2 separate regions of the Homo sapiens genome follow, and region 1 is linked to region 2. A link is a contact called in ENCODE Hi-C or POLR2A ChIA-PET data. All regions are on one chromosome and are shown on one strand. Each heading gives the region's core, a stretch centred on a gene start or an enhancer-like site at or near the end of the contact. The rest is flanking DNA. Distances are from core to core; before and after follow the strand shown.

Region 1 (3,597 bases), core at 647-3,146, 250 kb after region 2:
GGGAACTCAGAGGCTGGCGGGATCCTCCATATGCTGAACGCTGGTTCCCCGGGTCCCCTTATTTCTTTCTCTATACTTAGTCTCTGTGTCTTTTTCTTTCCTAAGTCTCTCGTTCCACCTTACGAGAAACACCCACAAGTGTGGAGGGGCAACCCGCCCCTACACAAACTAATACAGGTATCTTCTAACAGTCTTTCTGCATCCATGAGTGCTCCTTTTCCAATTCATCCTCCATGCATTTTCTCAAAAACAAACCTGATCACATCTCTCTGCTTCAAGCCTTTAATACCTTCTCAGTGCTTTTAGGATAAAACGAGATTCCTTAATAAAGTCCAGAAGGTCTTGGATAGGACATCCATTGCCTAACTTCACAGATTCATCTCTCACTAAACTCTGCATCACTCTCCACATTTTAGTAAGGCTAGTTTTCCTTCAGTTCTTTGAGCATACCATGATCCCTGGCCCCATTGGGCCTTTACACACAGTATTGCCTCTGCTTACTATGCCAACATCACCACCCCACCGCCACCACCACTCATCTCTTTATACTGCTTAATGCCTGCTCCGTCTTCAGATGGCGTCTCAAGAAACACTTGTCCAAAGAAGCCTTCCCTGACTCCTTTAACTAGATGAGCTTCTCCTCATACATGTTTATCACTGCACATATTACTTGTTTCTAAATACACATTTATTTTTGTGATTAATTTGTGTTCAATGCCTGTCAATCCAAAAAGACCTTAAGCTCAAAGGAGGAAAAGACTGTGTCTGGTTCGCTCTATTCTATCTGTAGTCCCCAGCAAAAGAGACACACAAGTATTTTTTCAATGAATCAATCAACATAGAAGCGACAGTGGAAGCCGTGCAATCGAGCAGTAGTGCGTAAGAATGGGACTTGGAAAGATAAAAGGGACCAGAATAACCGTAGGAAAATATTATAGTTTAGGAATCAGAGGAAAAAATTGTTTTAAGCCGTCAAAAAGTTAAAAAAAAATAAGCAAAAAGGGAAATAGCATCACTAAAGGCATGGAAGGATATCATTCCAAACAGAACAGGCCACTGAATTTGACAAGTAGGCAGTAACTAGTGATCTGACAAAATTAATAATGTAAGATGCAGGGAAGGGGAAAATATATGGAGAGAAGCTCGCATCTTTCCAACTCCTCTGGAAGTACGATTATAACTTTGTCGATATACTACAACTACCATGACGGCCCGAATCAAACAATAATCTAAAGAAATATGTGTGCCATTTTAGATTTCAACATTATTCCTCTATCCGCATGAGTCATTTTTAGCTGACTGCACATATAAAGTTTAAGGATAAATGTTTTAACATTTGCACCTAAAACGTTGTTTCTCAAAGAACCTTACCTCCCAGAATCATCAAAACAGACCTCCGTGTGTCCCTCTGTATGCCCATATCTCATTGGCTTCCGTGTGGCAGGCATGTTTTCCTTTACCTATCTGAAAATGTTTTATAAAAGCCAGTCTTATTATTTCAAAAGAGAAAAGCAGCGAGGCTAGGGATAGGAAGAGAGCTTAGTCTCCTCTAGGGCCCGTTCTCCGCAGCCCGGTTTCCCCCACCCGAGTGACACCAGCGGGATAAGGCAGAGGGTCTGTCAGACAATAAGCCGGAAAGGGAACACGCATCTCCTTGGTGGACGCGGGCAGCCGGAGTGGGGACTCACCCGGGTGACCGAGCCTCCGCCACTGAGGATCCACAAGAGCTGCTTCCCGCGCTTCGGCTCGCTCACCACACTGCGCCTGCGCCGACCCGCCCACGCCCAGCGCAGGTCCCGACAGAGGTCGCCGGGTGGTGGCGTCAGCTGCGGCGCCCTCCGCGTGGAAATTAGCCGGTTGCCCGGGCAAATCAGGGAGGAAGGGAGGGAGCTGAACACGGAAGTGGTGGCGGCGCCCAGGGAACCGGCGGAGGCGATGACCGTGACGGCTGGGTTGGGACCGGAACGCCGAAGCGGGGTTGGGGGTGGCAGAAAAGCATCTGCTTTGTAAGACCTACACGAGGTGCAGGAGTGGTTGGGCCTCCCCTCTCCACTTAAGCAAGCGCCCAGACTGATGGCGATGGTGATGGCAGCAGTTACTCGCACAACCCCAGTTAAGCTGCGCTCCGGGAGGTGAGTGGGGGAAGGGTGGCCGCTGCCTGGCCTCGCAGGCCGGGGTCTTGTTCCTGCCCTCCAGGCTCTCCTCCCAGGAAACAATATCCGGATCCCTAAAAGGATCCGGTCTCTTTCTTGGGGCCCAGTTAGCAGACAGATCTTTGAGCATCTTCTCTGGAAAAGAAGGCGAGATCTTCTAGAGCCTCTAATCTTGGCATCCTTCGTGCCCTCACCTTGTCGCTTCTGTAGAGATAAAGAAGGAATGACTTAATTTCTGTTCCGGTTGGTTCTCTTGGTACCTGAAGGTATAATTAATTAATGCTCAATTAATGCTTATTCTTTGCGACTCTATATATCCGTTATGAAGAAAGTAACTTGTGTTCTCTATTCAGATCCCACCTAAAGTTTACTGAAGTGAATATTTATAACCAAAAGAAGAGTTATAACTTAGTAGCCTTGAGCACTTACATTTGATCCATGCAATATCTGCTAAAGTCTTGGCCACTAAGTTTAAGTTTATGCTTTTCTTGTATCTTCATTCTCCATATTGGTACAGCAGCCTGTGATGAAAACCTTCAGAATGATATTCTTTCATTTGTACTTATCTTTGAGAATTTTTCTGCGTTTTTGTGATACCTTCCAGTATCAATCACATTTATTTTATTACCTGAGACGTTTTTCTGTTGAAGAGGTTTCCCTATTGTTTTTTTCAATCTAGTTCCATTGTGAAAAGTTGCAAACACACAGGCAAACCGTCGTGTTCTTACCGTGGGTGGCATTGTGTGAGGCGTTGTTTTTAGTACTAGAGCTCCAGATAGCCTTGCTAGACGCTGAGGTTTGTATATGAATGAAGAGGAAGAATGATTGGCTTAAAAACAACTTGGGATTTGTGGAAAAATAACCCACTGTTGATCTCCCGAAAGAGCAGTGGTACCAGAGATGATGCTTTCTGAGTGACCTAATTTTTTTTTTTTGGAGATCATTTGTTTTTTGGATAGACTGGCTTATAAATTTTTTCGTTCAAGTAACAATATCATTGGCTAGAGTACATAGAGTTCAAGATGAACTCTCATAATATTCGTCTCTATGTTGAATAAAGCGTGGTGAGATTTCTGGTTAGTACTATTCAGAGCTCAGCATAAGAAGAATCTGCAAATTGGAACAAGTTATAGCTACAAAATGCCTTCACTATAATATCTGTAATACCCATGAGACTATGATTGATGTCCACACATCTGTCATTTTCTCTTATCAATCAAGCCATTTGATTCATAGGTTAAAGAACAATTTTCTTTGCAGATTTTGCATGTATGGTAAAAGCTTGAGCCTCCGAGTTTAACAGTCCTGGGTTTTAATTCTAACTGACACATTGTGTGACCTTGAATATGTTCCTTTACTGAAAATCGAATTCCTCATCTCTAAAATGGAGATGACACCTACCTCCGTCGCATTGTTAGAGTATATAGGAGATACTCATGGATGT
Region 2 (3,445 bases), core at 595-3,094:
CAAGAGGCTGAGTTGGGAAGATCGCTTGAGCCTGAAAAGTTGAGACCAGCCTGGGCGACATAGTGAGACTCCATCTCTACCAAAAAAAAAAAGTTAGCTGGGCATGGTGGCACATGCCTGTAGTCCCAGCTACTCCAGAGGCTGAGATAGGAGGATCACCTGAGCCCAGGAGGTCAAGGCTGCAGTGAGCCTAGATCTCACTACTGCACTCCAACCTGGGTAACAGAGTGAGACCCTGACTCAAAAAAAAAAAAAAAAAAAAAATGAGGAGACCTCCAAGGCGACATCCCTTGGGAAGCCTGTGGCTTAAAAAGGGCTGAATAACGACTGATATTCTCTTCCTTCTCTCTTGGCTCTCACAGTCGAGGCTTTGGGCAATCCAACTCCCTCCCGACGGCTGGCTCTGTGGGCGGTGGCATGGGCAGACGGAACCCGCGCCAGTACCAGATCCCCTCTCGGAACGTCCCTTCCGCCCGCCTGGGCCTCTTGGGCACCAGTGGATTCGTCAGCTCCAACCAGCGCAACACCACAGCTACCCCCACCATCATGAAACAAGGAAGACAGGTTTGTTCTGCCCCAAGGAAGGAGGAGGATGGCCAAGCTCAAGGCCCAAGGCTGCAGATGTCCCCCCAGGTGACCCCAGGGTGGGGAGAGAGGCCAAAGGGGACTATGCTGGGGGCAGTTGCCACCATTCCTCAGAGGTAACAGCATTGTTCGCGTTGTTCTCTAGCAGACAGAGCAACCCCATAGCTGTGTTTAGGATGCCCAGAGGACCACTTTAACCTTGGGGACCCTGCACAAGAGGACCTTTAGAAAGAAATGCAAGACCTATTTCTTCTTTGCCCCATGCTTGACCTTCTGCCACCCAAATCTGGGTTCCAGGAGAGCCTGGCATTTAGAGAAGTTTCTTGCCCTTTTTATCCATGGCAAAAAGCTCCTTTGTCTCAGTCCCAGCTCTGGTGGAGCATCCACAGGACAAAGTCTGAGAGAGTGTGCCAGGGGGAGAGTTAACACATTCTCAGCCTGCCCAGAGGTTCTTGCTGTGCAGTTTAGAGCTGACTTCTCTGGCCCGTCGCTCATACCCCTCTAGCCCCAGGCCCCACCCCTGCCCAGTGCCTTCCGCCTGTGTGCCCAGAGCTTCTCGAAGCTCTGTGGGTAGGGATTAGGATCAGAGGGACACAAGTAGGTCTGAGGTTCTGGGGTCTCAGGAGAAACTAAGGGATGACAGATCAGCTTAAAAACAGGAAAAGGGCTTCAGGCAAGACGGGCAGGATTCACTACCCAGGGTACCAGAAAGCCCCATCTTCTGACCATTGTCCCCAGCCCCCAGATCAGTTCAAGAAGACGTCACTGCTGGGACACACAGGCTGAGTTGTGCCAGCTCATTGCCAGCTGAGAGTTTCTTTTCTCTCCCCCTCGCTTTGGAGTACATTGTAAGAATCTTAAAAAAAAAAAAAAAAAAAAAAAAAAATCAGAGCCCTGAAATAGTTTGTGCTCTTCGTTGCATACATTTATAGAACTCCCCCATTTCCTAGAAAAGTGGCAGGGAAAAAGCAAAAGCAACAAATGCGATAAAAAGAGTTCTGCAGATAGGGAAAGAGGTGTCCAGATGAAGCTGAGGCTTACAGCAAGGCCACCACTGAGGAGGTGAAGAGAAATTACAGTGAATGGAATCTAAACCCTCTCTCTATAAATAAGCAGATGCTAGCACTGGCCTGCAAGCCCCTTTTCTAGAAGTTAGAGTTCTCCTGGGATCTTTGCCTCCCAAATTCTTGCTGGCGGCTCTGCTCTCCACCCCAGTGGGGCTGAACTAACAAGTTCCCCTTTTGCTTTTCTCACCAGAACCTGTGGTTTGCCAACCCCGGGGGCAGCAATAGCATGCCAAGCCGCACCCACAGCTCAGTCCAGAGGACCCGCTCGCTGCCCGTGCACACTTCCCCACAGAACATGCTGATGTTCCAGCAGCCAGGTAGGGCCCGGCGCTTCATGTCCCCTTGACACAGAGGGGAGGCCAAAATAGATGCCCTAGCAAACCCAGCCAGAAAGTGCTTAGCCTCGACTGTCACCGTGCATTCTTTGGAGCTTATAGAAGCCTTTCCTTTTTTAAACTGTGCCTTGCCAGCATGAATAGCGGCGGCTTGGCTGAGAGCCAGCATGTGGAGCCCCAGAGTTGGTTGCAATCGGATGGGGATATTTTTGATACTAGTCATATTTCTAGATTGATTAAACCAGAGATAGCACAAGAGGGCTTTGGTGGTGGGGAGGTGGGAGGGCTCCATGTGTAGTGTGTGTGTGTGTGTGTGTGTGTGTGGAAAGAGAAAGTGAGAGTGAGACAGAGAAAGAGAAAACTGTTGATGCTGAGACCTTCCCCCTGGTTTGGGCTTTTCTTGCAAAGTGATGACTGTTGTACCAGCCATCTTTCCTTTACTTGGTTAAAGAGCAACTTAGCACACTTCAGATCAATTTCAGCTTTCACTATGCTTCCTAAAACAGAGTGGTTGGAATTATGCACAGCTAATGAATACTTGAACCCTTTCTCTATGCAGGCAGTGATCTTGTAGACTTTGTAGACTCCATGAGTAATAACAAGCCACACAGGCAATTACACTGCACCTATCTGGATGGACCCCCCCCCACCCCCACTGCCCCAAGGCAGGCAAACTGGAGATGTGTTGTACCTGTAGGAAAATGCCCTGGACAGTAGAAACGCTCTGTCCAGTAAGTCCTATCTGTAGGAGTTTAAAGAAGAGAAGTGTTACTGTGGCCTGGAATAGGCAAGGAAGCTTCCTGGAGTTGGAGCTGAGCTTCAGGGCACAGCAGAGGGTGGAGAGAGGGAAGGCAGAGTTACAGGCAGAAGGAACCCAGGAGCAAGACTGCAAAGGTCCAGAATACCACAGCATGGCCCGGAAGCCGTGGCTGGGCCAAAGGGTCTGGCTGAGGTAGCAGAAAGTGGACCCAGGGAGCTGTAAAGGTCGTGGCCGATGGTGGGGGACTTTGAATCCAAAGCTGAGGAGCTTGGACTCTGGCCACTCTCCCTGGGGGGATTCCTCCACATGGGGGATTCCGAGTAGAAGTCAGGCAGGAGGGTGCAGGATGATGGGGTGGGGGGGTAGGCTGGAATTGGGAGGTCAGGGAGGAGGAGGACGCTGGAGGACACACTGCTGGGAACGGCATGTCAGGGAGGGGAGCGACAGCTACCCAGTGCAGAGGCCTGCTCACATTGCTTCTTGACTTCCAAAACTCTGCTCACTTTTGTTTTAAAGCTCCTTTTCTCTATATTTATGCACCAAAATATAACAATATAATTACACATATTTCTATATGCTTAGCTATTTTTCTTCCTGGGAAGAAACATGATAAAATTTGGGGGTTCTGAAGGCTTTATCCCAGGGTCCTTTCATCCCATCCTCTGTTTTCACGCAGAATTATGTATAATCCATTCCCA

What was found. Hi-C counts contacts between places; a loop is a spot of excess contacts on that map. ChIA-PET counts read pairs that join two places held with the same protein, here RNA polymerase II (POLR2A). Pooled maps may share reads with other maps.
Region 1: a loop to region 2 is called in a pooled map, with 7 times the contacts of the local background. The contact joins the promoter of SOCS4 here to the enhancer-like site in region 2. A Hi-C loop is called at or near these places in 9 of 50 pooled maps. POLR2A ChIA-PET finds 5 or more read pairs at or near these places in 3 of 52 experiments (B cell, HEK293 and activated CD4-positive, alpha-beta T cell).

The regions. Positions count from the first base shown.
Region 1 is chr14:55,025,340-55,028,936 of GRCh38, forward strand. It overlaps SOCS4 (suppressor of cytokine signaling 4), which reads left to right and starts at 1,897. Exons shown (of 3, transcript NM_199421.2): 1 at 1,897-2,132. It overlaps WDHD1 (WD repeat and HMG-box DNA binding protein 1), which reads right to left and starts at 1,760. Exons shown (of 26, transcript NM_007086.4): 1 at 1,689-1,760; 2 at 1,372-1,464. The coding sequence starts at 1,448. RefSeq lists enhancers at 1,582-2,109, 2,110-2,636 and a silencer at 1,738-1,787.
Region 2 is chr14:54,774,572-54,778,016 of GRCh38, forward strand. It overlaps SAMD4A (sterile alpha motif domain containing 4A), which reads left to right. Exons shown (of 13, transcript NM_015589.6): 10 at 363-564; 11 at 1,843-1,969. Among named protein-coding and RNA genes, the nearest start is that of SAMD4A-AS1, 88 kb to the left of the region's middle. Within about 2 kb of position 1,845, at least 14 of the 41 ENCODE cell types and tissues checked have a DNase peak (open chromatin) inside an H3K27ac peak, as active enhancers do; they include B cell, where a contact is called at or near this core.